Regions from separate parts of the Homo sapiens genome. Here all the other regions are linked to region 5. The links are chromatin loops, found by intact Hi-C in ENCODE. Cell type or tissue: CD4-positive, alpha-beta T cell. All regions are shown on one strand.

Region 1 (4,000 bases), 650 kb after region 5:
CGATGTAGCTCTCAGGCCCTGTGAGCTGGGTAGTGGTGAGCCCATGCCCAGCCATAGACCGCCTGGTGGCGGACAGGCAGGTGTCCCAGCCTGTGAGCAAGAGAGTGGATCCAGATGTGCAGAGCTTGCAAACAGCTCTCACCTTTGTTTTTTTTTTTTTTTTTTTTTTTTTGAGACGGAGTCTCACTCTTGTCAGCCAGGCTGCAGTGGAGTGCAATAGCACAATCTCAGCTCACTGCAACCTCCACCTCCCGGGTCCAAGCAATTCTCCTGCCTCAGTCTCCTGAGTAGCTGGGATTACAGGTGCCCACCACCACACCTGGCTAATTTTTAGTGTTTTTAGTAGAGACGGGGTTTCGCCATGTTGGCCAGGCTGGTTTCGAACTCCTGACTTCAGGTGATCAGCCTGCCTCGGCCTCCCAAAGTGCTGGGATTACAGGCATGAGCCACCGCGCCCAGCCTCACCTTTCGTAGAACAGCTGCATTGTGTGTAACAGTATGTGGTGGTATGATGCTTGTCCTGGGAAAAGTGAATAAATGCAGGGAAAGTTTCACTGTACTATTAAAAAACTCAATTGTTCTGTTAGCTTAAGAATTTATTTGACACTTAATGTGTGTGTTTTTTGTTTGTTTGAGGCAGGTCTCGCTCTGTCACCCAGTCTGGAGTGCAGTGGTGTGATCTCAGCTCACTGCAACCTCCACCTCCCAGGCTCAAGCGATTCTCATGCCTCAGCCTCCCGAGTAGCTGGGAGGTCCCAAGTAGCTCCCAAGTGTACCACCATGCCTGGCTAATTTTTTCCTATTTTTTGTAGAGACAGGGTTTTATCATTTTGCCCAGGCTGGTGTCGAACTCCTGAACTCAAGCGATCCACCCACCTCAACCTCCCAAATTGCTGGGATTACAGGCATGACCTACCGTGCCCGGCCTTAATGTGTTTTTATTTTAAAAATTAACTTCAAGCTGGGTGGGGTGTCCCACACCTCTGAGACAGAGTGAGACCCTGACTCGGAAAAAAAAAAAAAAAGAAATTCACATCAATGTAATGCACAAATTATTAAAGTGGCTCTTTTAAAGTGTACAAGTGATTTTCATGTAGACATCATTGGTTTTCCTTAACGGGGTGGATGTCAGTCAGTGGTTCTCAAGGGAGGAGGGAGGAGGATTGCCCCCAGGGGATCTTGGGGAATGTCTGGAGACACTTCTGGTTGGCACATCTTGGTGGGGAGGCCGCGGACATCCAGTGGTTTTGAGGCCGGGATGCTGCTGAACGTCCCACAATGCACGGGACAGCCCCACAGCTAAACATTGTCTGGCCCAGAGTGTCCAGCTGTTGAGAAACCCTGATCTAAATAATGTCTAAGCTATGTATTTGGTGTTTCAATCAGCCCTTTAAAATTTAGTTTGTTTGGGATTCTGATGAAGAAATCCTTAAACCTGTGCATACAGAGATTCTTTGGCAGTGTTCAGTCTTTGGAAAAAAAAAAATAAGAGTAATTAAAAAATCTGTTTTACAGCTGGGTGCAGTGGGTCACGCCTGTAATCCCAGCACTTTGGGAGACTGAGGCAGGCGGATCACTTGAGGCCAGGAGTTTGAGACCAGACTGGCCAACATGGTGAAACCCTGTCTCCGCTAAAAATACAAAAATTAGCCAGGCACGGTGGATCACCTGAGGTCAAGAGTTCAAGACCACCCTGGCCAACATGGTGAAAACCCCTCTCCTCTAAAAATAACAAAAATTAGCTGGGAGTGGTGGCACACATTGTAGTTTTATTTCACTTCAGCCTGGGTGACAGAGCAAGACTCTCAAAAAAAAAAAAAAAAAGAATTTATGACTAGGGACAATACTTAGAGACCCAGAGATAATGCCTTTTTATATTTTGATTTTAAAACTGTGAATATTTTACCTGTTCCAAATGCTTTTTTGAGGAAAAAAAGAATCAGCTGGAGATTTTAAACTTAGAGTTTAAGATACTTTTCTACCCATGTCATCTTTAACAAGGGCCTACTAGCTCGCCTTTGGAAATTAACTAGCAGGATTTTAAAATCAAAGCCTGAGAACTTGGAGCATGCAAGGGCACCTGTCACCACCTGCTGGCAGTGTTCCTTAATTGCAGGTTCTTATGATAGACCAAGGTTTAAAAGTTGAATCTGCAAATGAAACCTGTAACATCATCTAGGATTTATAGGTGAGACGCCAACAGTCTCTTGCAATATTTAGCTGTTGTTTTTTAAGGGCAGACATGACCAACCTACGTGTCATGATAAGAGGCACACATCACACTCTTGTTTGAAACAGTGGGTTTCTTTTTTCTTTAGAGATAGTCTTGTTCTCCCTGAGGCTGGACTGCAGTGGTGAGATCTTGGCTCACGGCAGCCTGTAACTCTTGGGCTGAAACATTCCTCCTGTCTCAGCCTCCCGAGTAGCTGGGAGTACAGGCATGTGCCACCATGCCAGCTAACTTTTTTTTTTTATTCAAGAGGGAATCTCGCTTTGTCACCCAGGCCGGAGTGCAAGTGACACAATCTCTGCTCACTGCAACGTCTGCCCCCCAGGTTCAAGAGATTCCCCTGCCTCAACCTTCCGAGTAGCTGGGGTTACAGGTGCATGCCACCACGCTTGGTTAATTTTTTTTTTTTTTTTTTTTTGAGATAGAGTTTCGCTCCTGTCGCCCAGGCTGGAGTGCAGTGGCGCAATCTTGGCTCATTGCAACCTCCGTCACCCTGGTTCAGGCAATTCTCCTGCCCCAGCCTCCCAAGTATCTGGGATTACAGGCATCTGCCACCACGCCTAGCTAATTTTTGTATTATTATTATTATTATTTTTTGAGATGGAGTTTCACTCTTGTTGCCCAGGCTGGAGTGCAATAGTGTGGTCTCAGCTCCCTGCAACCTCTGCCTCCCAGGTTCAAGCAATTCTCCTGTCTCAGCCTCCCAAGTAGCTGGGATTACAGGCACCCGCCACCACGCCTGGTTAATTTTTGTATTTTTAGTAGAGACAGGGTTTCACCATGTTTGCCAGGCTGGTCTCGAACTCCTGACCTCAGGCCATCTGCTCACCTTGGCCTCCCAAAGTGCTGGTATTACAGGCGTGAGCCACTGTGCCCGGCCAATTTTTGTATTTTTTTAGTGGAGACGGGGTTTCACCATGTTGGCCAGGCTGGTCTCGAACTCCTGACCTCAGGTGATCCACCTGCCTCGGCCTCCCAAAGTGCTGGAATTACAGGCGCGAGACACTGTGCCTGGCCTAATTTTTGTGTTTTTAGTAGAAACAGGGTTTCACCACATTGGCCAAGCTGGTCTCGAACTCCTGACCTCAGGTGATCCACCCGCCTTGGCCTCCCGAAGTGTTGGGATTACAGGCGTGAGCCACTGTGTCCAGCCTAATTTTTTAAAACATTTTTTTGTAGAGACGGGATCACACCTTGTCACCCAGGCTGGTGTCGAACTTCTAGGCTCAAGCAATCCTCCTACCTGGGCCTCCCAAAGTGTTGGGATTATGGGTGTGAGCCACTGCGCCTGGCTGGAAACCGTGGATTTCTAGTTACAAAGTCTTCTTTACTTACAATCAGGTTTATCTTCTGATAAACCCATCTTTGTAAAGTCTAAAAATCCTAAGTTGAGCCACTGTAAGTGGGGAACCATCCATATGAGTGAATAAACCGGAAAGGAACTGTTCGTGTACTGGGTTGACTGATATCAGGGCCACCCTGGGACCTGTGGTTGGCGTCTGGGCTCTGCAACCAACCTGCTGAAATCCCCGTTACTTGTGAGACTTAGGCATGGGTCCAGCCTCTCTCTCTCTTTTTCTTTTTGAGATGGAGTCTCGCTCTGTCACCCAGGCTGGAGTGCGATGGCGCGATCTCAGCTTACTGCAGCCTCCGCCTCCCAGGTTCCAGCTATTCTCCTACCTCAGCCTCCTGGGTAGCTGGGATTATAGGCGTGTGCCACCACGCCCGGCTAATTTTTGTATTTTCAATAGAGGCGGGGTTTTACCATGT
Region 2 (4,000 bases), 440 kb before region 5:
GATGACAGTTAGTGGATAAATAAGTACCTCCTCCCCGCTCCCAACACCTCTTGGGACAGTCTGGAGCGGAGATCCGCAGGCTCTGCAGGGTCCCCAGGTGAGCTGAGGACCGGCCACCCACACAGGAACTGGCCTGTGACACGGCTTCCTGCATTTTGCCTCCCCTCTCTCTTACCGTTTTCTTTGGGGATCACGCCCAAATAAAGGAGGGGTGAGACCCCCAACTTACTAACAAGAATTATCTTAGCAGACAGAATTATCTTGGGCCGTCCTGCGGGACTCTACACATCCCTCCTCTCTTCTGGCCCATGCACCCCCCTGGGACACAGGTAGAGTTTTTATTTCCAGTTTACAGATGAAGGAACAGAGAGGTAAGACTCCTTGGTCAAGGTAACAGAGCCAAGCAAAAGGCACATAGGGGCTGGAATCCAGGCCTCGCCTGAAGGAGCAAGATTCCAGGGCAAAGGTTGCTAATGGTTGTCAGATATCATCACCTTAAACCGTTGTTTCCTTAAGAGCCAAACGATTTGGGAAACTCTTGTGGGAACCACGTGTTTGCATGTGTGGCCCACTTCATGCATTTGCCTTGCCAGTCTAGGCCCAGGGCAATTGAGTTTGCAACTCATTTTTAGTGACGCAGACCAACTGCTGCTCCAATGGGGAGGGCTTGTAGCCCAGCGCAAGGTTTGAATCTGATCTCCTGGACATGGGGTCCGGGACACAAAGCAGCGTCTGGGTGGGGGGATGGAGTTCCTCTGCCCAGCTCCACGCCTCTTGGCTCATCTCTGAGCAGCTGTGTGATCTTTGGCCCATGGCCGCACCTCTCTGGGCCTTGCTTTCCTCATCTGTAATATGGGGCTTGCAATCTGAATGTGTGGAGTGTTGCTGGGACGAGAGATCTCAACACGAGCCAGCATCTCAGCAGATGCTCAACAAATGGCCCTGGGTCCCCAGCCCCTGTGATGGTTGTTTCTGCCTTCTGGCTTATTAAGGCTGGGCAGGGAGTCAGGGCACAGCAGGAACCACGGGGGATGGAAGGGGGGTGTCATTAGAATCTGTTCTCAGTGAGGAGAGGCCATGAGGCCGAGAGGCTGGCCCAGCTCCCCAGGGGCCTGCGTGATTGGGAGCTAAAGCAGCTGCCTGAAAGAGGCCTCTGCTCTCCTCATTACCTGCCTGTTAGCAGGACTGGCAGGCTTGAAGAACAGGCGACTGCGTGCAGGCTGATCCCCAGAGAACACAGGCATCTTAGGGGACACTCCAAGCCCGGCGGGGGCCTGCTCTTGGTCATCGCTCCCCCCACCGTGTCCTCTACCACCCAAGCAGATCGTCTGCAGCCAAGAAGATCCAATCCTCCCACCAAGAAGACCCCAGGAAGACACTTCCCGGACCCTTATTCTAAAACCACACAGACCCATCTATACACAGTGGGCTTTCCCGTATTTCATTTGAACTTAAAAAAAAAAGCCTTCATATCTCAACGTTGTAAATATTCTGCAGAAACTTGGAAACTCTTATGAAATTGTTTGTACTCATTTTTATAAACGAATGAAATCTCCTTCTCTGCTCTGTCCTTCCGAGCCTGTCCTTCTCTGAGGCTGCAAGTCCTGGTCCAGAAGCCCTGGGGTGAGGGTGAGACGGAATGGGGGGGTCCTGGTCCCCACTGCACCGCGAACCCGGGAGCACAAGAAGGGGCTCTGGCTTGGGCTCTGTGCAGCCTCCCCCGCCTCCCCAAACTCATTCCTCGGTCTTGGCGTGAGTAGGAGGCTGCTCCCCTGACGTGGAGGGTGGGGGAGGAGGGCCTGGCCGGGTCGGGGTTGAGGCGGGGATAGAGGCAGGAGCTCCCTCCCGGGTGGGCAGGGACACGTGCGGGTCCTGGGTCCGGCCGGGTTCGGGCGCGGCGGGGCCGTCCCCGCGCCGCCCGCGGCCGCCGGTAGGGGGCGCCTTGGTCATGCATTATTCATCGCCGGCGCCCGCCCGCCCGCGCCTCCCTCACGGCCCCCGCGCGGGCTGCGGGCTGCGCCGCGGAGCGGGAGCGCGGAGCCTTCACAATATTGTGGCAGCTCCGCGAGTGACGGATCCGGGGAGGCGGGGGCGCGCAGCCTCGAGCGGCTGCGGGGGCGGCGGGGGTTGGGAGGGGTCCCGGGGTGGGGGCGAGGCTGGGTCACCCGGCCTCGAAGCGGGCTCAGGCGGGGGGCTGGCCGAGCGGAGGGCGGAGGCTGCAGCGTCCGTCTGTCCGTCCTCCATCGAGTCAGCTGGGGCAGAGGGAGCATTGGCTCAGCGTGAGGGGCGGGGGATGTGATGGGGAGCAAGGTAGGCGCGGCCCCATCGTTCTCAAACTTACATTCAAAGGTTGCGGGGGTGGGATGCCGATCCAAAGCATGTAAACAGACAAGGAAGATAATTCCAGGCGAGCGCTCTGCAGAAAATAAAACTCGGCTGGGGCTGTTCGGATGGCCAGGGAGGTGACGTTTGTGCAGAGACACTACTGGCAAAGAGGGGCCTGACCTTGGCCAGTCCCTGGGCCACTGGAGTTTCTCTCTGCCCGGCCCCTGGCCTTCTAAAGGTGCTGTAAAAGTCAGCACCCCAAAACCTACACACATCCTGAGAAGCAAGGAGGAGGGTCTTGGGGAGACCCTGCTGCGGGCTGAGGCCCTGAGATGGGGTTCCTGCCCAGCCTTCTTCTGGTTACAGCAGCCAGTAAGCTCTGGGGCCCTGGGCACTGGACATCAGAAGGGTCAGGTTCAAGGTGCCCCCCCTCCCCACTCCTGCACGGGGCGCTGGGCTGGGGAAACTTGGGATCCTGGAGTCTGAGCAGCTCAGCCCCTGGTGGGGGGCTTGGTCCCTCGGCCTCCCAGCCCTCAGCTCCAGGGCCGGGGCTGGTGGGGGGGCAGGTGGGGGGGCAGGTTGGGGGGCAGGTGGAGGGCGTGGGCTCAGGGTCACAAGCATCGGATTTCCTTTCACTTGTACAAAGACTCATTGACGCCTGAGCACATCAATATCCTTAATGACAGTGAGAGGAGCTGGGACTCCAGACGGCCCAGCCCGAGCCCCCCACCCCGCCTCCGCCTCTCCTGTCCTCTCCCCTCCCGGCTCACTCTTCCTTCCTCCTTCTCTCCTGATTCATGTCCCCTCTCTCCTTCTCACTCTCTCTCTCCTTGTTCCGTTCCTCTCCCCTCTCTCTCCCTCACTCCTGCTTGCCTCTCTCCTTTCCTCTCCCCTCCTCTCCCTTGGGTCCTGGTATCTTTCCTCTTCTTTTCTTTCTTTCCTTTTTCTCTCAGCTGTCTCCTCTCCTCTCTTCTCTCCCCTCCCCTCCTTTCCTTCTTCTCTCCCCATTCCCAGGACCTCACAGCTCTTGGGCATTCACAAACTTTCACCCAGCGAGCTGGAGGCTCCAGTGGGCAGCCCCTCTGTCTGTCTGTCTGTCTGTCTGTCTGTCTGTCTGTCTGTCCTGGCCAAGGCAGGCTTACACAGTGGGGCCCTGGGAGAGGCTGCTCCGCTCTCAATCCCGCAACCGCGGTCCCGGAGGGCCCTGGGCTTCTGCCTTTCCCGCGGGCCCCAGGCTACTCTGGGAAATGAAAATGGCAAGTTTGGGTGCGGGGCACCATGGGTGAGGAGAGAGTTTTGGGGAGGATTTTCTGTTTTGTATTTTTTATGACCATATATAATTTCGCATTTCTCCCCTCAGCCTCTGCCTCCTTGGCTCCCAGATGTGTCCCACATTGAAGAATTATCTCTCCTCCCTAGAGTGAAATAAATGCAATCAATATGAGTATTGCTCTCAGGGCCTTGAAATATTACATTAATGTTCCATGTGGTGACATTTTAGCTGGAATTTTCAAATACATTATGATGGTTCAAATTAATATTTATCAGATCAGCTTTTATATTTTGCAAAAGAGAGAGAGAGGGAGAGAGGGAGAGAGAGAAAAGGAAAGACAGAGAGAGCATTATTAAAATACGAAATGCAGATCAAGTCTAAAATCGATGGTCCATTTTCCCA
Region 3 (4,000 bases), 940 kb after region 5:
CATCAAGGACTTGGAGGAGGCGGGGGTGGTGACCCCCACCACATCCCCATTCAACTCTCCGATTTGGCCTGTGCAGAAGACAGATGGACTTTGGAAACTGATAGTGGATTATTGTAAACTTAACCAAGTGGCGACTCCAAAATTCACACATCTCTGGTCCCTGCTACTGCATGCAGCTGTTGATCTGACCAATGCCTTTCTCTTTATACCTGTCCATAAGGCCCAGCAGAAGCAGTTTGCATCCAGCTGGTAAGGCCGGCAATGCCCCTTGGCGGTCTGGGCTGATGGGTATATCAGCTCTCCAGCCCTATGTCACAGTTTAGTTCACAGTCATCTTGATCACCTTTCCCTTCCACAAATATCATGCTGGGGCTGGGCACGGTGGCTCACTCCTATAATCCTAGCACTTCAGGAGGCCGAGGCAGGAGGATCGCTTGAGCTCAGGAGTTTGCGATCAGCCTGGGCAACATAATGAGACATCATCTCTCTCTCTCTCTCTCTCTTTTTTTGAGATGGATTTTTTGCTCTTGTTGCCTAGGCTGGAGGGCAATGGTGCAATCTCGGCTCACTGCAACCTCCGCCTCCCAGGTTCAAGCAATTCTCCTGCTTCAGCCTCCTGAGTAGCTGGGATTACAGGCATGCGCCACCACACCCAGCTAATTTTTTGTATTTAGTAGAGACAGGGTTTCACTATGTTGGTCAGGCTGGTCTTGAACTCCTGACATCAAGTGATTCACCCGCCTTGGCATCCCAAAGTTCTGGGATTACAGGCATGAGCCACTGCGCCTGGGCCGACATCATCTCTATAAATTTTTTTTTTTTTAAATTAGCCAGGCATGATGGTGTGTGCCTGTGGTCCCAGCTACTTGGGTGGCTGAGGCAGGAGGATTGCTTCAGCCCAGGAGTTCAAGGTTGCAGTAAGCCATGATTGTGCCACTGAACTCCAGCCGGGGTGACGGAGTGAGACTCTGTTTCACAAACAAACAAAAAACACAAAGATCCCCAAAACGGTGGAACTTCAGACAGTGGAATATTACTTAGTGCTGAAAAGAAATGAGCTAGCAAGTCAAGAAAAGACAGAAGGAAGCTTGAGTGCGTATCACTAGTGAAAGAGGCCAGTCTGAAGAGCCTACATGCTGCATGATTCCAGCTATGTGACATTCTGCAAAAGACGACACTGTGGAGACAGTAAATAGTTCAGTGGTGGCCAGGGGTTGGGGGTGGTAGGGAGGGGTGAACAGGCAAAGAACACGGGATTTTTCGGGCAGTCTAACTATTCTTATGCCGCTACAATAGTAGATGCACGCCATAATGCATTTCACATTTGTCAAAGCCCGTAGAATGAACACTACCAGGAGTGAGCTCCGGTGTCAGCTCTGACTTTAGTGACAATGACGTGTCGACTGTAATGGAGGTACCACACTCTCCTGGGGGATTTTGGTTTCGGGGGAGGCTGTGTGCAGGGCGACTGAGAAGCAAGGGCGGGGGCAGTTGAGAGCCTGCCCCGGGCTTGCGTCCCGGCACCCTCACTATCCAGCTGGGGTAGTTGCCACCCCGCACCCGCAGTGCGGGTGAGGACCGAGGGGTAACAGTGCATGGCGCAGGGCGGGCGGCGCGGGGCGCATCCTCTTCCGAGGCCATCGCGGCCGCTTTCCCGCGCTTCCTGCCGGCGCTGCTGCGCCCCCTGGTGGCCGCACGAGGAGTGGCCGCTCTGGGGCGCTACTTGAGGCGGGGCTGCCCTCGCGTCCGCAGTGGCCACCCTTGCGGTGGGCACTGCGGTATGACCTACTAATCAAGGTCCCCAATGGTAGCCACGCTGAGTTTTCTCCCCGCCTGCTTTCTCGAGGGTCCTGAGCCACCATCCCCAGGACCAGATTGGGGGACCCTTGGTGGCCCCTCTGGAAGATGGTAGCCTAAAGCCCTTTACCCAGCCACTACCAACCTTACCCAGGACGAAGACCAAGCCCCTCCCCTCCCCGCTCTGCCCCTCCGGCTCTCCCAGGACACACCCCAAGCGGCGGAGAGAGGCAAACCTCCTCCCCCCGGAATGCCCACAGCAGCCCAGGGTAGCCCATCCACTCACTAAACCAGAGCTGCCAGGGTGGGGAATGCAGAGAGGCCCCCTCCCAGGACCCTCCCTCTATGAGCGAGAAGACCAGGGAAGGGCTCTGCCACCTGGTTTTTGAGGGAGGCTGAGTGTTAAGACACGCAGAGGTGATGCTAAAAGGAGAGGGTGCCAGGGTTTACCGGCCGCCTCCTTCTCTCCCAGCAACTCCAAATAAGAATTTTTATTTTTATTTAGAAAAAGTCGTACTTTGTTGCCCAAGCTGGCGTGCAGTGGCGTGATCTCAGCTCATTGCAACCTCTGCCTCCCGGATTCAAGCGATTCTGGTGCCTCAGCCTCCCCAGTACTTGAGATTACAGGCATGAGCCACCACACCCGGCTAATTTTTGTATTTTTAGTAGAGACGGGGTTTTGCCATGTTGCCCAGGCTGGTCTCAAACTCCTGAGCTCAGGCAATGTGCCTGCGTCGGCCTCCCAAAGTGCTGGGATTACAGGCGTGAGCTACCGCGCCTGGCTATCAAATAATAATTTCAAAAAATTAGCAAAGTATGTGTTTTAAGTTCTCAAGTTGATGGTTATAGTTTAATTCAGGAAGGAAGAAATTAGGAGAAAGCAATAATCTACAGGTGAAATAATGGATGAGCCATTAGGGAAAAATTCTAGAATTTCACTTTTAAAAACCCATTTGTGAGGATAAAGTATTTATTTATTTATTAAGATGGCGTCTCACTCTGTTGCCCAGGCTGGAATGCAGTGGTGCGATCTTGGCTCACTGCAACCTCCGCCTCCCAGGTTCAAGTGGTTCTCCTGCCTCAGCCTTCTGAGTAGCTGGCATTAAAGGCGTCCACCACCACACCTGGCTAATTTTTGTATTTTTAGTAAAGATGGAGTTTCACCATGTTGGTCAGGCTGGTCTCAAACTGCTGACCTCATGATGTGCCTGCTTTGGCCTCCCAAAGTGTTGGGATTACAGGCATGAGCCACTTCACCTGGTCGAGGATATTTATTAATAACTTCTTTTTTTTTTTTTTGATGGAGTCTTGCTCTGTGCAGTGGCATGATCTTGGCTCACTGCAACCTCTGCCTCCCGGGTTCAAGTGATTTCCAGCTAATTTTTGTATTTTTAGTACAGACAGGATTTCACCATGTTGGTCAGGCTGGTCTTGAACTCCTGACCTCAAGTGATCTGCCCACCTCGGCCTCCCAAACTGCTAGGATTACAGGCGTGAGCCGCCGCACCTGCCCAATAACATATTTTTGTATTATTTTCTGGTATTATTCTCCAATGGCTGATGACATCTTTCATGTAAATGGGCCCCTGGCCGTAGGCCAGCTAATAGCCACCCCTGTGTCCTCCTTTGAGGGAGCCCTGAAGTCCTCCTTTCTCCCCAGGTCTTCCTTGTTAGTAAGGCATGAATCCCAGGACATACTGAGTGTGACTGGATTCTGGAGGCAACTGGCCAACAGGTGAAGGTGAGCTGACCCGCAGCTGGGCGGTGGCCACAGCCACAGCAGGAAGAGCAGCCTGGGAACCATGATGGGAGTGAACTGAGAACTGGAAGAAATTGTGTGTCTGTGTTTGTGATTTTTTTTTTTTTTTGACATGGAGTTTTGCTCTGTCGCTCAGGCTGGAATGCAGTGGTGTGATCTCAGCTCACTGCAACTTCCGCCTTCTAGGTTCAAGCGATTCTCCTGCCTCAGCCTCCTGAGTTGCTGGGATTACAGGTGCGTGCCACTACGCCTGGCTAAATTTTGTATTTTTAGTAGAGATGGGATTTCACTATGTTGGCCAGGCTGGTCTTGAACTCCAGACCTAAAGTGATCCACCCGCCTCGGCTTCCCAAATATGTTTGTGATTTTAGTCTGGACCTGCACAGGCTGTGAAATCAGGGCATTTGAGCCATGTTTGTCTAAATTTCAAAGGGCTGTGTTGGC
Region 4 (4,000 bases), 400 kb after region 5:
TTCCACTTGCTTCCCGTTCAGTCTCTGCTACAGCAAAACACAAGTTTGAAAGATTCAAGAAGTAGGAAAAGATAGAATGTAACAGAAGAATGCCAGAAGTCATTAGTGGTCTATTAAGTACCAGAATATAACTGGAATTCTCTAAACTGTGGAGAAGATACATATTTTGTTAAATATCAAAGAATCTGTCTGTAAACCACCCCTCAAGCAAAAATATATGTTTAATCAAGCTTATACAGTGCAATAACCACACATATCTGGAATTTCAAATGCTTTCTTTAAAAATATTCACCCACCATACATTCTCATTCCATCCAAAATTGTTCTTTAAATTCCTGAAGACACAGACACACACACACTTTAACTTCATGTAAATCTCGCCCTTCTTGTTCGCATACCCTGAAGAAAAGAATAAACACCTCAAGATGCTCTCTCCTCTTGTTCATACCCTAAAAGAACACTCGGAAAGAAGCAAATGGAGTTCAGAATGAAGAAAGAAGGCAACAGAATAAAGGAGAACAAAACCAGAGACCCTATCGGGGAGTCACGTTATTCTTGGAAAATATCATCTCCGTTCCTTCTCCAAGCCCAAAGGCCAGACAGCACTGGCGCAATACCATCCCTGTCCAAAGCGCTAACGAGTTGCCAACTAATCCCTCAAGGTGTCCCCCAACCTCCTCACCTCATCAGCGCTCAGCTCCTCCATCGCTTTCCTCTTAATGGTGAAAGGCGTTAAGGAGAGATCCTTCTGTTCTCGAGACCACGGCGGGAGGAAGGAGAGTGGAAGGTGTCTATCAGGCTGTCTGGTCCCCCGAATGGGGGAGGTTTCAGAATTGCATAGTCAGAGGTTAAAAAATAAGAACACGAGAGGCACTAAACTGCCTTGGCTTCGGTCACTCCAGTCGCCCCACAGACTACTACAGCCGCTTGTTCCCTGAGCAGCCTCCTTTGGCCGCCACTGCTGCTGCTACAGGGTTGTCTTAAGGCGCCACTTATTACCCTCTGCTTCCCAGGTTACCCAGCTAGGCAGCGCGGTCTCCAGTTCGTCTCGTGCCCCGAGCCTGCTGTTTCTTCGTGATAGTGGCGCGGTAGCTGCGTTCCTACAGCAGATCCTGCTCTCCTTCCTACCCTTTGCTCCTGGCGGGAACTGGTCGACTGCAGAGTGGATACCCCGAGGTAAGGCGACCCCACAGCCGTCCTGGCAGAGCCCAGCACTGTAAGGGAAGCCCCTCCCCTCCCAAAGCAGGCCGGCCACGCCCCGCCTCCACGCCGGAGCCCGGGTAGGGGGGAGGGGGAGGATGGGATGCGCGTAGCTCTCGCTGGAAGAGTAAATCCTCCTACCCCTCCACCCCTACTCTTTCCCCCTCGCCCCACCAAGTATTATTCATCAAAACAACAGGGCGGCCATCTTTGAAAGGGATCACGTGACCCCCGTCAGGGAGGCGGGGCTTCTGGCGCCGGGACGTGGCAGCCAATAGGCCGCGGGCGCCGCGCCGCCGAGTTCCTCTCGCCTGCGTCCTCTCCCCGCCTCCGTCCCACCCCGTCCCGCGCAGCCGCGCCGGACGTGGGGAGGGGCAAAGGGAGGCTGGCGGCTGGGCGGGGCGTTGCCACGGCGACCGCGCTGGGGCTGCGGGCGCGGCGGGCCTGAGCCAGGTAGGCTGGCAAGGGGAGGGACGACTCCCAGACTCGCGTCGGGGAAGATCCACCAGAAGGTGGCGCTGGCCCGCGGCCCGGGGGCCCGCCGCGCCTCCGTTGTTCCCAATCGCCTGCTTTTCTGTGACTTGGGGGCCTAGAAACACCTCATCGCTCCCACTGGACTGTGCGCGCCCGCCGCCTAAGCGAGGGAAAAGAAAACGGAAAACGTCTCCTTGACCCCGGGAGCGTGATCTACCGTATTGAGCGCTCATTTTCTGAAACATCTGCCACACACTCTTCCACCTCCTCCAGGAAAGCCCAGTTGGAAGAAAACTCGAACACAAGAACTCCCATTCATTTTATTTTACCTTGGCCTTTTAGAGATACTTCCTGGGTTTTTTTTTTTTTAAGTGTGTTCAAAAAGTATTGGTAAAATTTGAAAGTATAAATGGATGAGAGACCCAAATCACTGAATTGTACACAGCAAATGCAAGGAAGACGTTTGGAGTCAGTGGGGGAAAACCATCCTCCGGTGCACAAGAATACAAATATTTGGCCGGGCGCGGTGGCTCACGCCTGTAATCCCAGCACTTTGGGAGGCCGAGGCGGGCGGATCACGAGGTCAGGAGATCGAGACCATCCTGGCTAACACGGTGAAACCCCGTCTCTACTAAAAAATACAAAAAATCAGCCAGATGTGGCGGCGGGCGCCTGTAGTCCCGGCTACTCGGGAGGCTGAGGCAGGAGAATGGCGTGAACCCGGGAGGCGGAGCTTGCAGTGAGCCGAGATCGCGCCACTGCACTCCAGCCTGGGCGACAGAGCGCGACTCCATCTCAAAAAATATATATATATGTATGTATATATATATTTATAAAATATAAATCTAAGTTGAGCGATCAAAGTAACAGTACCATGAAATTCCAGATTTTGCCGCTGACGAAGACTATAAGTGGATTGGATGGCTCACTAAGCCATAAAGACTGCATTCCAGAATTAAGAGTTACAATGTATTTGCTACATGCTTAAAATAGGAACCTGACTACTAGATATGTAAGGAATTTGTGAGTAAAAATATGTAAGGAATTTGTGAGTAAAAATAAATCACTGCTGGCTTTGCATATTATCTGCTCTCCAGGAAAGGAATTCTGTGTAAGCCAGAACTTGAACCCCTGGTGACATTGATGTTAAAAGTTTACTTTTTTTAACCTCATTATTGCCATCTAATTTACATACCATACAATTCACCCAATTAAGGTGTACAGTGGTTTTATTATGTTCACAGTTCAGTCATCCTCACTGTCCAATTTCAGAACATTTTCATCATCCCAAAAAGAAACCCTCAAAGCCATTAACAGTCACTCCCGGGCTGGGCGCAGTGGCTCACGCCTGTAATCCCAGCCCTTTGGGAGGCCAAGGCGGGTGGATCAAGAGGTCCGGAGTTTAAGACCAGCCTGGCCAAGATGGTGAAATACAAAATACAAAAATTAGAAGGGCGTGGTGGCGGGCACCTGTAATCCCAGCTACTTGGGAGTCTGAGGCAAAGAATTGCTTGAACCCGGGAGGCAGAAGTTGCAAGGAGCCGAGATCGTGCCACTGCACTCCAGCCTGGGCAACAGAGCGAGACTCCGTCACAAAAAAAAAAGACTCCTGCAGGATAACTACCTTCTGTCTTGGTGAATTTGCCTATTCTGGACATTTCACATCAGTGGAGCAATACACCGTGTGGCCTTTGGGGTTTGGCTTCCTTCACTTAGCATATGTTTTCAAGGTTCACGCATATTGTAGCATATATCTGTACTTCATTTCTTTAATGCCAAATGTATCACTGTATTGCTGTAGCGCATTTTGTTTATCAATTCATAGTGATATTTGGGTTGTTTCCACCTTTTGACAATTATGAGTAATGCTGCTATAAACATTCATGTACAAGTGTTTGTTTGGACATATGTTTTTATTTTTATTCCTTTTAGGCATATACCTAGGAGAGGAATTGCAGGATTACATGTTTGACTTTTTGAGAAACTGTCAAACTGTTTTCCAAAGCAGCTGCACTGCCACCAGCAATGTGTGAGGGTTCTAACTTCTCTACATCTCTACCAACAATGGTTTTTGTCTGTCTTTTTTATTGTAGCCACACCAGTAGATGTGAAATGGTATCTCTTTGTGGTTTTGTTTTTCATTTTCCTAGGAGCTAATGATGTTGAACATCTGCTTAGGTTTATCTTCTTTGGACAAATACCTATTCATTCATATTCTCTGTTCTTTTTTTTTTTTTTTTTTTTTTTTGAGATGGAGTCTTGCTCTGTCACCAGGCTGGAGTGCAGTGGCGCGATCTCAGCTCACTGCAACCTCCACCTCCCAGGT
Region 5 (4,000 bases):
TCGAACTCCTGGGCTCAAGTGAACCTCCTGCCTCAGCCTCTTGAGTAGCTGGGACTACAGGCCCACAACACCCTGCCCGGCTCAAGGTCATCTTTTTTAGGTATGGGTGGGGGTCAGGGTACAGGACATGAATTCTTCTGAATGCTCTTGGCTCCAGGAATTTTTCTCAGATCTTCCTCCTCCTCCTCCTCCCCTCCCCCTGGCTGGGCTGGGGTATCACTGCACTTAGAGGCTAAATCACTAAACTCCTCAAGGGCAGGACCCTGTCAATTTTGTTCACTGCTGCCTACCAAGTGCCTAGAACAGTTGGTTACATGAATGGGGGGAAATCGTCTACAAGCTAATCACAGCTGAGGGGCAAATTTCTCAGCCCATCTTTGCAGCTTCATCAGTAAGCATTTGTTGGTCTATTGAGAGCCAGGCTCTGTTCTAGGGACTAAGAACAGGCCGGGCACAGTGGTTCACACCTGTAATCTCAGCATTTTAGGAGGCCAAGGCGGGCAGATCACTTGAGGTCAGGAGTTCAAAACCAGCCTGGCCAACATGGTGAAACTGTCTCTACTAAACATACAAAATTAGCTGGGCGTGGTGGCAGGGGCCTGTAATCCCAGCTGCTCAGGAGGCTGAGGCAGGAGAATCTCCTGAACCTGGGAGGTGGAGGTTGCAGTGAGGCGAGATGGAGCCACTGCACTCCAGCCTGGACAACAAGAGTGAAACTACGTTTCAAAAAAAACAAAAACCAACCAAAAAAAAACAGGGTAGGCAGGACCAAAGATGACTAAATGCAATGCACCATCCTTAACTGAATCCTGGATGAAGGAAAAAAGACAGTTAAAAGAAACATCTTTAGGACAAGTGGGGGCACTTGACAATGCACATTCAATAGAGTTTTATCAAAATTAATTGTCCCACTTCCTGAGTGGGACAATTTATTGAAATGATGTAGTAGGAGAATGCCTTTTTTTTTTTTTTTTCTGAGATGGAGTCTCGCTCTGTCACCCAGGCTGGAGTGCAATGGTGCGATCTCGGCTCACTGCAACCTCCGCCTCCCGGGTTCAAGCGATTCCCCTGCCTCAACGTCCCGAGTAGCTGGGATTACAGGCACCTGCCACCACACTCGGCTAATTTTTGTACTTTTAGTTGAGAGGGGGTTTCCATGTTGGCCAGTCTGGTCTCGAACTCCTGACCTCAAGTGATCTGCCCACCTCGGCCTCCCAAAGTGCTGGAATTACAGGCGTGAGCCACCGCGCCCAGCCAATGCCTTGTTTTTGGGAGATGTGTACTAAAGAATTAAAATGTAAAGGCGAAGTGTCAAAATATCTGCAATTAATTCTCCAATCGCGGGGCTGGGAGGGAAGCATGGGAGCAAACAGAGCAAAATGCTAACTAGTGGTGAATCAAGGTGACGGGCATCTGGGCATTCTGTACCGTGTTCTTGCAACTTTTCTGAAGGTTTGAACTTCTCAAAAGACAAGGGGCAGGGTAGACAGCTGCTGCAGTGTAACTTTGTAGAGAGGAAACTCCCGCGTCTGGAGCTCATTCCCGCGTTTCTTCAGTCCGTCCTCTTTAAGGTCGCCACTCCGGGTCTTGCTTTTAAGCCTCTTCACGGCAACGTTCTCAGCCTCTGACGCCCCATATGCCCGGCGCTGATGAAAGGAACGAATGGGATGCCCGCAGCTACCCTGACAAGTGATTATTCTTATGACGATTTTGCAGAGAAGAAAATTGCGTCTGGGCCGAGTCGATACGATCACAAGTTGGCGGGGCAGAGATTCGAACCCACATCTAAGGACGAGCTCTGGGCCTGACTGGTCCGCACCGCGTCCCTGCATCAGTAACGAGGGGTCGACGCCTCCAGGGCCAGCGTTCCAGAGCTCCGGCCCGAACCGCCCACCGCGTACGGGCGTCACCTGGAATGTCTAATGCCGACGTTGTACCCTCACGAAAACCCCATCTGAGAAGGGGAAACCGAGGATTCATCGCAAGGCCAGAAGGTGGCCTCTCGCCGCCGGACCCCGGCGCCCGCACGCTCCCCTAGAACCGCTTCCTCCCCAGCCAGCGCAGGCCAGGGTCCAGCCGCGTTGCCGCGGAAACCGCCTCCCAGCACCACCCGCGGCAGTTAAGCCAACGCATGCGCAGCCGCGGGGGGCGCCCGGGGGCGGGGTGCCGATGAGAAGCCGCCGGGGGCTGCCGGGTACTTTTCTGTCCAGAAACTCGACGCCGTCCTGCCCCAGCCCAGCCCGACCCCCGTTTTCCTGTACCTGTTGGTAAGAGAATCGCTGCTGCTCCTCGGTCTCCGCCTCCTCCTCCATCACTGCGGGCCGACCCTGGGCAAACGCAGGAGGGCCGAGAAGGGGCGGTGGTGCGCGGCCAGGTCGGATTTTCCCGCCGCGGCGCGAGCGACGGGCCGCGCGGGCGGACAAAGTACGCAGCTCCGCCCTGCCTCGCGCGCCCCCTGGCGGCGCTCCGTTGAGGGGATTCCGCCGTCGGCCTCCAGCCAGCCCCCTGCTCAGCTTGCTCTGCGGAGGTGGCCGGGCGACGCGGGGACATGACCACCGAGGTCACTGCTGCACCCCAGAGCCTGATTCAGCGCCTGGCACAACGCTGAGCACCACTCTCCGCGAAACACGTGTGCGCATAGGTGCAAAGCGTGTTCCAGTCGGGTGTAGAGGATGCGTAGCCCACGATTTACAGATCATGTAACGCAGTACACATTATCAGGAGCTCCATGCACCTGTACCTCAGGTGTATCTTGCAAAATCGACCATCAACTTTATCATTCTATCACCAACAATAGCGTCACAAAGACTACAATGAGTGAACGACCCGTGACCTCATTCAGCGAGTGGAACAGGAACTGCGTTGTTGCCATTGGCAGGAGTATAGTTCTGACACAAGTGTTACTGTTTTTCCTTTATGTTAACGATGAAGTGAGACCATCAAACCCAATTTTGGTTTGTTTTTATTGTAGTTTTTTGAGAGGCAGGGTCTCACTCTGCCGCCCAGGCTGGAGTGCAGTGGCACCACCAAGACTCACTGTAACCTCCACCTCCTGGGCTCAGGTGATCCTCCCACTTCAGCCTCCCAAGTAGCTGGGACCACAAGCCTGCATCAGCGCACCTGGCTAATTTTTATTTTTTGTAGAGACCAGGTCTCACTATGTTGCCCAGGCTGGTATCAAACTCCTGGCTTCAAACAATCATCCCACCTCAGCCTCCCAAAGTGCTGGAATTACAGGTGTGAGCCACCATGCCCTGCCTGTATTTCTAGGTTTTTGTTTTATTATTTTTTATTGCCTATATTTCTGTATTCTGCATTTGTCACAAGCAGGTGCTACTTTCAGAACGAAGGAAAGCACATAAAGCCACTCCTTGTCTTCCTTTCCCAGGGACGTCCCTCAAGTTCCCTAAGCTTGCCAGGGGCTGAAACCCAGATCAAAGCTTTTTGGAGGAATCAGCCTTCTGAGGACTTTCCTCTGCATCTGCTCAGTGGGTGGCATCTGGAAATGACAGGCACTTCTCGCCTCTGTCCACTGCTCTCTGTGGGCATCCCAGTCTACCTGGACAGTCCTCCTGCCCAAGCAGGGCAAGCCTCTGACGGATTCCCCTAATGGGCAGCATGGGGCTGGGCAGGGCAGGCCATCCAGAGTGAGACCAAGCCTGCAGCAGGAGAGAAGGCCGGTCGCTGGTTGGTGAGCAGCCCCATTTAGAGCACACTGTGGCTGCAAAGCCCAGCTCCCTCCCTTGAGCCTGGTGACCCCAAGCAAGTCACAGGACGTGGCCAAGCTTCATGTCCCTTATTTATCAACTGGGGACAGTAGTTCCAACTTCACAGGGCAGGTGTCAGGTTTTAAACAATTGCCTCACATAAGAGCTAAAGAAATTGTAACAATTCGTCCCAGGAAGTTCCTGTGCTTTGTACCTGTGTGTTCCCTCATTTTAAAGCAGTTGCTTCCCAGGATTAAAGAACAGTATTCCAGTGACATGTGTGCAATACAGAG
Region 6 (4,000 bases), 64 kb before region 5:
GCTGCAAATGCTTGGCCAAAAGCAATAAGGGCATGACTGAGAGACTGTGGGAGTTTAATATAAAAAATTTAATAAACAAAAAAGTGGGGGAAGGAGAAAGGGTCTACCTTTTAATAGGGCCCTAATTACCCAACTCATAGGATCAGCCCAAATGAGATGGGAGTTTATTTCGGGGGTTTTTTTAATTATTATTTTATATATATATATAAATTGCCGCTATGTGTTTTCTTTCCTCTGAGCAATTATGCAGCAAGTACGTAAAGAGGAGAAAAAATATTAATTAAATATAAGGTAATTGTGGAGTTGGCCTGGAGAGAATGAGTCTGAACTCTGGACGATCACAGGCTACTAGGGTTTGAAGACTGCTCAGGGCCTCCCAGAAAAGAAAGAAATAAAAATACAACCAACCAACAAGCAGATGCACAGTACAGCAGGAAGAGCAGGGCACAGAAACACTAGCAGAGCAAGGGGTCTGCAGGGCTCCAAATACCAGAAATCAGTGAGCTGGCCAACTGCTCAGGGCTCCCAAAGAGCTTGTCGAATCAAGCCCCAAAAGATGGACTGGCCACTCCTCCGATGACCAGTTAAATGGGTACATCAAAATTTGAAAAGAGAGAGGAAGGAAAGGACTGCAGCGGCCTATGGTGTTCAATCTGCACTTCAGTCTAAAACAACCACAACTTCGGCCTGAGGGGCACTGAGGCAGGCCCCAGGGAAGCAGGCAGACGTCCGGAGAGACTAGCAAGGTGGGGCCTCCTGGGCTTTCCCACCACCATGACCTCAAGGAAGGAACTGGGCAATACCAAAAGAGTGAAACGAGGCCACCGTGGGAGTGCTGGGATATAAGCCCGTAACTGGTGACGTAACAGCAGGTGACATGAATGACAACACTGCTCCCCTGAAACAGTCCCAGCAGTGCTTGTATCACCTCGGCCTTTCTACAGACAGCTCAACTGGATCCAACTCGCCCTCAGCCTGGGAAAGCCTTCGTACACACTGGAATTCAGACGTGTTCATACCCGCTAAGTCCCTCACGTCATCTCCTCCCGCGACTGCCAGAAGGGGAGTGAAGCAGAACAGGTGAAACCACAGGCCCTGCTGAAACAAAGCCTTGGCAGTACAGCCCTACGCCTGCTATCGCTACGCAGGAAGAAAAAGCTCTGAAAAGTTAAACCTAGAGCTGGCTCTCCCATCAAACTTATCTGGTTTATACAGAGCCAGTCTTACTACCCAGCCAAGAGGACTTACAGCAGGCCCTGAAAAGCAAAAAAGAATGAAAATGGGGTGGGCAGCCTGGGACTCTGGCCACCAAATGAAAAGCACTTGGGAGAGAAAATTACCTGCAGTGCTTAATAGGCCTCTTCCCTATCCATAGTCTAAGAAGACAGCGTTGGGAATGACAATCACACAATTACTGACCAGGCAAAACCAGAATTCCATCGCTTACCTGTTCTTTAAAGACCACTGAGGCGCTCGCACCCTGAGGGGCAGAGCAGAGGGCGGCTACTTCAAACAATCTAGAAGCCCAGCCACCTCACTCCACCTCAGCCTCCCACGGGCGCAGGAATCTCACTAATTACTATTGATCAGCCACAAACAAAGTGGTGCAGGACCATCTGGGGTGGATGCTTTTAGTCCTAGAAAGGACCAGCCTTTACTAAGGAGAGATCTCACTCGTCCCCACACGCGAGAAGAGAAGTCAGAGGTCACTGACAGAGGCAGTCTCTAGGTAACAGCTACTTTTAAAGGGACACTACTGACGCAGAACCATAGGAACAGAAGGTTTCTTTTCACTCGCGTGGCATTTTAATTACTAGAAAGTGATACCACATATCTTGGGTACTTACCAGCGGCTCTCGAGGCAGCACATTTTCACTTCCTGGAGTAGAGCTTGGCTGCAGAGAAAAATGGAAACAAAAATAAGATCACAGTGCCACCCAATGGACATCAAAAAACCAAAGATGTTCCGTTCTCAAACGATGCACGCTGGCACCTCTTTCTCACATCTCTCACTGGTTTTTCACGACACAAGAGTATTTTGCAGTGGACTACCTGTAAAAAGTAGCCCAAAGAGTCTGAATTCACCAGGGAAGATGAAGACTGTTTCTGGGTTCACTTGTCACACCACTCCAAGAACAAGGCTTGGTTCTGCTCAGGAAGGCCCACGATCACCTACTGAGCAGCAAGGGCTGGGGACCATCCCAAAATCCACGGGAAGAGTAGAGTCCAGAGAAAAGGCCTGAAGAGAGAGCACAACACCTCCTCTTTCTGCCACCTCCCCAACGTCAGGGGACTGGGAAGAAAAGTCGCGCAGCAGTGGAGAACCAGATTCCACCACCAGGGGGCCCCAGCTGCCCACGCTCAGGATTTTCTCTGGGCATCTAGTTTCTGGAGCCCAGAAGCCAGTAAACTACACAGGTTCCTATTCATCACCTGCCACTAAGGACACCACCCCACAATAGTAAAGAAAGCCCCAGGCTTAAATCCTTCTTGGAAATAAGCTAGTGACAGGCTGGCATATAAGCAGACCAACCTCCAGGCGAGCAGGCAGCACTGTGGCCGAGGCCCTGGCTCTAGCCCGTTTCCTCTTCCTTGGGGCCACTACCTCACCCTCACAGGCGCCTTCGACCCTTGACTGATCTGGCCAAAATTTAGAGAAAGGGAGAGGCAGAGGTAGAGACAGATTCTGAAGAAATTTACAAATCTCCAAAAGAATAAAGTAAGCAGGTATGCTGCTAAGTGAGCTATGATTAGTTTACTGTGACTGATGGTCAGGCCAATTGCCATCTATCTACAGTTAATATCCAGACAAGTGCAGCAAAATCTGTGTGTCCCAGGAGACAGCCTGCAGCCTCCATTCTCCCGGCTATTACAGATCAGATGGAAGTGCCAGGCCGCCTTGGAAAAGGACAGAGGCCCGGTCTGCAGAGGGTTCCCAAAAATTCCTCATGCCCAGCTACTACCACATTAGCTGGCACACAGCACAGTGGCAAGCACTCTGCTGGGTGAAGGCCTCTATCCCTCCATCCGAAGTCCTGTCCCAAGAGCCTCACCACCCCAGGACAAGAGGTCAGCCAGCAGGAAACGATCTAGAAAGTGAGGGTCCGTCTCAGGGAATGTGAGCAAGCTTCCCCTGCCTCCCTGCCTCCTGTCCTCCCAAAGCTCCAGGCATTGGTAACTTCAAACCTTTAGAGCTCCAGCCCACACCCCTCTGAGATACACATCCGACTGCCTTCCTGCCTCTTCTTGGAGTTAAGCTGCCCTGGAGCAGACTCACAGTCCTCTCTGACACATATGTCTTCTTCCAGCATTCCCTCTTGGCATGAATGGGACAAACTTCACCAAATGATGTAAACTAGAATCCAAAAGGCCATCTTGAGACAGCTCTTTCTCCCTCGCTCCCAGAGCTAACTCATTACATCAAGTCTGCCATACTCCTTCCTCAATATCCATGGAAGAGTGGTGTAAATGCCAGCACTTTGGGAGGCCCAGGAGGATGGATTGCTTGAGCCCAGGAGTTTGAAACCAGCCTGGGCAACATGGCAAATCCTCGTCTCTACAAAAAATATAAAAATGGGCCAGGTGTGGTGGTGTGCGCTTGTACTCCCAGCTATTTGGGAAGCTGGGGCAGAAGGATCCCTTGAGCCTGTAAATTCAAGGCTGCAGTACACCATGATCACACCACTGCACTCCAGCCCAGGTGACAGAGCCAGACCCTGTCTCAAAAAAAATTAAAAAGTCCATGGAAACAATCCATCCGTTTTTCTCCATCTCTACTGCCATCACTTCAGTCCAAGCTACCAAAATCCCCTGCCTGGACCACTGCGTCAGCTTTCTCATCAGTGCTGGCGCTCTTCCAATTCATATTCTGGGATGCAAACAGACTATCATTTCCAAAGGAGAATCTGCTCGTCCCATCCCTTGTCCACCCACTCACCCCAGTAAACACAACAAATTTAAGGGCTTCTCCTTGCTCTTAGAAGACAGAAAAACCTCAGCG
Region 7 (4,000 bases), 800 kb after region 5:
CCACCAACTCTGGGCCACCTCCGTGTGAGGAAGGCAAAGAAGGCAGTCTGCCCGGTCACTGAGGCTGAAACCTCAGAGCTGAGCTGTGGCCTCCACTCACCCACCACTGGCCCATCCTCCCTCCACGGCAGGGGCGCCTTTCCCAGAAGGCTCTGGCGTTGCTTAGACCACAGCGGAGGCCGGTGCTCAACTTTTAGAATTGCTGTTGGAAATAAATAATTCATATATGTAAAAATGCTTATAATCGTGCCTGACACAGAGTGAACCCCCATAAAATGTGAGTGTTTGAGCTATCCTTCTAGTATATTCTAGAATGGCATCTTTGGGCTTTGTGAGACTGGATGTTTCTGCGCTAAGAGTATTTTTCTTTCTTTCTTTTTGAGATGGAGTCTCACTCTGTCACCCAGGCTGGAGCGCAGTGGCACAATCTTGGCTCACTGCAACCTCCGCCTCCCAGATTCAAGCGATTTTCCTGCCTCAACCTCCCGAGTAGCTGGGGTTACAGGAATGCGCCACCACGCCCAGCTAATTTTTGTATTTTCGTAGAGACAGGGTTTCACCATGTTGGCCAGGCTGGTCTCAAACTGGTGACCTCAGGTGATCCACTGGCCTCAGCCTCCCAAAGTGCTGGGACTACAGGCGTCTCGCTCTGTCGCCCAGGCTGGATCGCAGTGACGCGATCTCAGCTCACTGCAGCCTCAACCCCCTGGCTCCTGCGGGAGGTGCCATCTGCCTCCATGGTTCCTCCATTGTTCTCAGATCAACAGTGGGGCTCTGCCACCCGCGGCCTCTGTTCCCTGTAGCCGTGGGCTGCGGGGCTGCGGAACTAGAAACAAGAGGCCCCCTGGCCTTTAGCATCGAAGGCCCCTCCTCTCTCTACTGCCTTTGGGCAGCAGTCATCCCTCAGCACCAACAGCACCCGGGGCCAGCAGGGAAGGTGGCCGCGATAAGGGAGGCCTGGCCGCCCTTCCCTTTGTGCAGGAGACTCAGCCCCTGGTCCTCAGCCACCCCAACATCACAGGGAACTAGAATCATAAGTTAATATCTGTAAAGTGCCCAGAACCATGCCAGACCTGGATGAGAACTCAGTACACATGTTATCATCATCATCATCACCACTGTCACCTAATTTAATCCTTACAGCCGCCCTGTGAGATCAGCGTCATGCTCCCACTGACGGGCGCGAAGTCTGAGGTGGAGAGAGGCGAGGCCCACGCCTTCGTGCAGGCAGCTGCGCAGGGATTCAAACCCCAGCCTGTTGGATGCTCGTGCTCTCAGCCTCGTGCACGGGTTTCCATCTCCGCGGGTGTGAAGCCAGCTGTGGAGGTGCACACCTCTGTGCTGCCGCCACCCCTGCAGGAGGCAAAGAGGCCGCCACGGAGCCCGGGTGCCCGGAGCCTTAGGTCGCCCAGCCGGCGTCTCCCCCGGGCATCCGCTCCCCGACCTCGCGGCCTCCGGGTTGGGCGCCAGGGAAGCGCGCGGCGCCACCTGGTGGTGATGCCTGGCCAAGGCCACAGCCGCCTGCAACCCTCAGCCCCTGGCTCAGCGGCTCCCCCTGCTGCCCGCCCGGCGGCGCCGCGTGGTTTCCGCCGCACTCTCGGGACTGGGAAAGCGGAATTCACTTTCTCTCCTGCCCGCTTCCTCCAGGGATGGAGAAATGAGCGTAAACCCTGGCGCTGCTGGGGTCCTGGGGCAGGTACTGAGTCAGCAAAGCTCATTTTGTTGAAACTGTGTTTTGTGTCCCTCCAAACCTCCCATTTCTTTTTTTTTTTTTTTTTGAGACGGAGTCTCTCTCCGTCGCCCAGGCTGGAGTGCAATGCTGCGATCTCGGCTCACTGCAACGTCCACCTCCTGGGTTCAAGAGATCCTCCTGCCTCAGCCTCCTGAGTAGCTGGGATTACAGGCGTGCGCCACCACACCCAGCTAATTGTATTTTTAGCAGAGACGGGGTTTCACCATGTTGGCCAGGCTGGTCTTGAACTCCTGACCTCAGGTGATCCGCCCACGCCTCGTCCTCCCAAAGTGCTGAGATTACAGGCGTGAGCCACCGCGCCTGGCCTCCTTTCTTAATTCCTGCATTGCAAGTGGCAGATTGTTCTAGAGCTGCTTGCCGCAGCCTTGGTACTGGCAGCTCAGCCTGGAGCTCACCCTCCCTTCCTCCCTGCCCAGCTCTGCGACCCTGTGCCCCGGACCCCCTCTCCAGCAGCCTTGGGGGCGTCCCCACCCAGGCACTTGCAGGCCCCTGCAAACGGAATCTGCCCCAACCCGACTCCCTGGCCACCCGGATCTGCCCCTGGCTCACTCTTCCTTTCTGCTTCAGCGAAAGCTTATCCCCTCTCTCCTCTGTGGTCAAAGCAGAAATCCCCAACAGGGTTCACTTCTCTCTCTTGCCCGCAGCCTCATGCAGGTGTTGCCAAGTCTTGCTGTCTGAGATGGTCAAGGGATAGGGGCTACAAGTTACACCCATTCATTCTGCACTTTATCAAATGCCACCAGTATGCCCTGAGGATACAGCAGTGACCAAGTCCCTGCCCTGGAGGATCTTCTAGTGGGTGGGTGGGCGCGGCTGATGATACAGAAACAAACAAGTACATTCCTAACATCTTGCACAGTGGTAAGTGCTAGGGAGAAGAGTAAAGTGGGGTAGGGCCCTTGGTCACCAGTGCCATGTCCCAGGTGCCGCCTCACCCCACTCGGGCTCCCACACCCCACCAATTGCCTTTCTCACTCCACTCTGACTCCCTGAGAGGACTCCCTCCTCTCCACCCCTGCCAGGCTCTGATACCTCCCAGCAGGTCGCCCTCCTGGGTGACTTCCACCCTCACCTGGCTGGAGGTCTGATGGGCACACCTGGCCACCCAGGGGGGCCGCTCCATGGCTTGTAACTCCCCCAGTGCCTTTTGGACTGAATTTCCAAGGAAGGGAAGGAAAGAAATGAAAGGCAAAGAGGGAGAGCTGTCCCTCAACTTGATATTATATCTTGAAAAATCTGCCGGGCGTGGTGGCTCATGCCTGTCATCCCAGCACTTTGGGAGGCAAAGGTGGGCAGACTGCCCGAGATCAGGAGTTTGAGACCAGCCTGGCCAACATGGTGAAACCCTGTCTCTACTAAAAATGCAAAAATTAGCCGGGTGTGGGGGCGCATGCCTGTAATCCCAGCTTCTTGGGAGGCTGAGGCAGGAGAATCGCTTGAACCCAGAAGGCGGAGGTTTCAGTGAGCCAAGATCATACCACCACACTCCAGCCTGGGTGACAGAGCGAAACTCCATCTCAAAAAAAAAAAAAAAAAAAAAAAAGAAAAAAAAGTTTGTGGCCTGGCACACTGGCTCAGGCCTGTAATCCCTGCGCTTTGGAAGGCTTAGGTGGGAGGATCGCTTGAGGCCAAGAGTTTGAGACCAGTCTGGGCAACATAGCAAGACCCTGTCTCTACAAAAGATTTTAAAAACTATCTGGGTGTGGTGGTGCACACCTGTGGTCCTAGCTACTTAGGAGGCTGAGGCAGGAGGATTGCTTGAGCCCAGGAGTTTGAGGCAGTGAGCTGATTGTGCCATTGCACTTCAGCCTGGGCAACAGAGTAAGACCCTGTCTCTAAAATAAATAAAAAGAGAAAAATCTCAAACTCTCAAAAAAAAACAAAACAAAACCCAACAAACAAACAAAAAAAACAAAATACAATGAAGACATATACCCTAAAGAAAGGTATCTCCAGCCTGGCGCGGTGGCTCACGCCTGTAATCCCAGCACTTTGGGAGGCCGAGGCGGGTGGATCACGAGGTCAGGAGATTGAGACCATCCTGGCTAACAAGGTGAAACCTCGTCTCTACTAAAAATACAAAAAAAAAAAAAAAAAAAAAAATTAGCGGGGCATGGTGGCGGGTGCCTGTAGTCCCAGGCACCTACTCCTACTCAGGAGGCTGAGGCAGGAGAATGTCGTGAACCTGGGAGGCGGAGCTTGCAGTGAGCCCAGATGGCGCCATTGCACCCCAGCCTGGGCGACAGA

Evidence for each region. Hi-C counts contacts between places; a loop is a spot of excess contacts. Peaks named below come from ENCODE experiments on the same cell type or tissue, not always from the same donor. Only the 100,000 strongest peaks of a DNase experiment are listed, where the experiment ranks them.
Region 1: a loop joins it to region 5, with 12 times the contacts of the local background. A loop is called at or near these places in 5 of 110 quality-filtered maps.
Region 2: it touches region 5 in a loop (7-fold over the local background); 15 of 110 quality-filtered maps call a loop at or near these places.
Region 3: a loop joins it to region 5, with 7 times the contacts of the local background. A loop is called at or near these places in 5 of 110 quality-filtered maps.
Region 4: a loop joins it to region 5, with 16 times the contacts of the local background. A loop is called at or near these places in 10 of 110 quality-filtered maps.
Region 6: a loop joins it to region 5, with 12 times the contacts of the local background. A loop is called at or near these places in 79 of 110 quality-filtered maps.
Region 7: it touches region 5 in a loop (3-fold over the local background); 20 of 110 quality-filtered maps call a loop at or near these places.

What each region holds. Positions count from the first base shown.
Region 1 is chr1:9,782,821-9,786,820 of GRCh38, reverse strand. All of the region lies in intron 1 of CLSTN1 (calsyntenin 1), which reads left to right. Among named protein-coding and RNA genes, the nearest start is that of CLSTN1, 39 kb to the left of the region's middle. RefSeq lists an enhancer at 1-497. In CD4-positive, alpha-beta T cell, a CTCF peak has its summit at 2,067 (motif pointing left); a DNase peak (open chromatin) is centred at 2,090; H3K27ac peaks cover 15 bases.
Region 2 is chr1:10,865,227-10,869,226 of GRCh38, reverse strand. No RefSeq gene overlaps it. Among named protein-coding and RNA genes, the nearest start is that of CASZ1, 71 kb to the right of the region's middle. RefSeq lists an enhancer at 492-1,363 and a silencer at 1,853-2,082. In CD4-positive, alpha-beta T cell, CTCF peaks have their summits at 1,736 and 1,937 (motif pointing right); a DNase peak (open chromatin) is centred at 1,946; H3K4me3 peaks cover 761 bases; H3K27me3 peaks cover 2,903 bases.
Region 3 is chr1:9,493,099-9,497,098 of GRCh38, reverse strand. No RefSeq gene overlaps it. Among named protein-coding and RNA genes, the nearest start is that of SLC25A33, 44 kb to the left of the region's middle. In CD4-positive, alpha-beta T cell, CTCF peaks have their summits at 1,489 and 1,688 (motif pointing left); a DNase peak (open chromatin) is centred at 1,658; H3K4me3 peaks cover 397 bases.
Region 4 is chr1:10,030,377-10,034,376 of GRCh38, reverse strand. UBE4B (ubiquitination factor E4B) reads right to left here and starts at 1,419. Exons shown (of 28, transcript NM_001105562.3): 1 at 683-1,419. The coding sequence starts at 706. RefSeq lists enhancers at 552-601, 993-1,647 and silencers at 1,162-1,381, 1,412-1,801. In CD4-positive, alpha-beta T cell, a CTCF peak has its summit at 1,735 (motif pointing right); a DNase peak (open chromatin) is centred at 1,526; H3K4me3 peaks cover 1,208 bases; H3K27ac peaks cover 1,367 bases.
Region 5 is chr1:10,428,830-10,432,829 of GRCh38, reverse strand. It overlaps CENPS-CORT (CENPS-CORT readthrough), which reads right to left and starts at 2,397. Exons shown (of 4, transcript NM_199006.3): 1 at 2,262-2,397. The coding sequence starts at 2,312. It overlaps CENPS (centromere protein S), which reads right to left and starts at 2,397. Exons shown (of 5, transcript NM_199294.3): 1 at 2,262-2,397. The coding sequence starts at 2,312. RefSeq lists an enhancer at 1,750-1,799 and a silencer at 2,050-2,299. In CD4-positive, alpha-beta T cell, a CTCF peak has its summit at 2,450 (motif pointing left); DNase peaks (open chromatin) are centred at 1,749, 2,139, 2,429, 2,819 and 1 weaker place; H3K4me3 peaks cover 1,758 bases; H3K27ac peaks cover 896 bases.
Region 6 is chr1:10,493,169-10,497,168 of GRCh38, reverse strand. PEX14 (peroxisomal biogenesis factor 14) reads right to left here. Exons shown (of 9, transcript NM_004565.3): 2 at 1,848-1,895. Among named protein-coding and RNA genes, the nearest start is that of PEX14, 20 kb to the right of the region's middle. RefSeq lists an enhancer at 1,681-1,740 and a silencer at 2,203-2,497. In CD4-positive, alpha-beta T cell, CTCF peaks have their summits at 2,040 and 2,242; DNase peaks (open chromatin) are centred at 908, 1,898 and 2,338; H3K4me3 peaks cover 1,681 bases; H3K27ac peaks cover 1,426 bases.
Region 7 is chr1:9,624,682-9,628,681 of GRCh38, reverse strand. LOC105376712 (a long non-coding RNA gene) reads left to right here. Exons shown (of 2, transcript XR_946951.2): 2 at 1-235. It also overlaps a transcript of PIK3CD not described here. Among named protein-coding and RNA genes, the nearest start is that of PIK3CD, 25 kb to the left of the region's middle. RefSeq lists enhancers at 720-1,184, 2,372-2,511 and a silencer at 1,292-1,631. In CD4-positive, alpha-beta T cell, CTCF peaks have their summits at 1,361 and 1,562 (motif pointing left); DNase peaks (open chromatin) are centred at 711, 1,491 and 2,351; H3K4me3 peaks cover 2,404 bases; H3K27ac peaks cover 1,098 bases.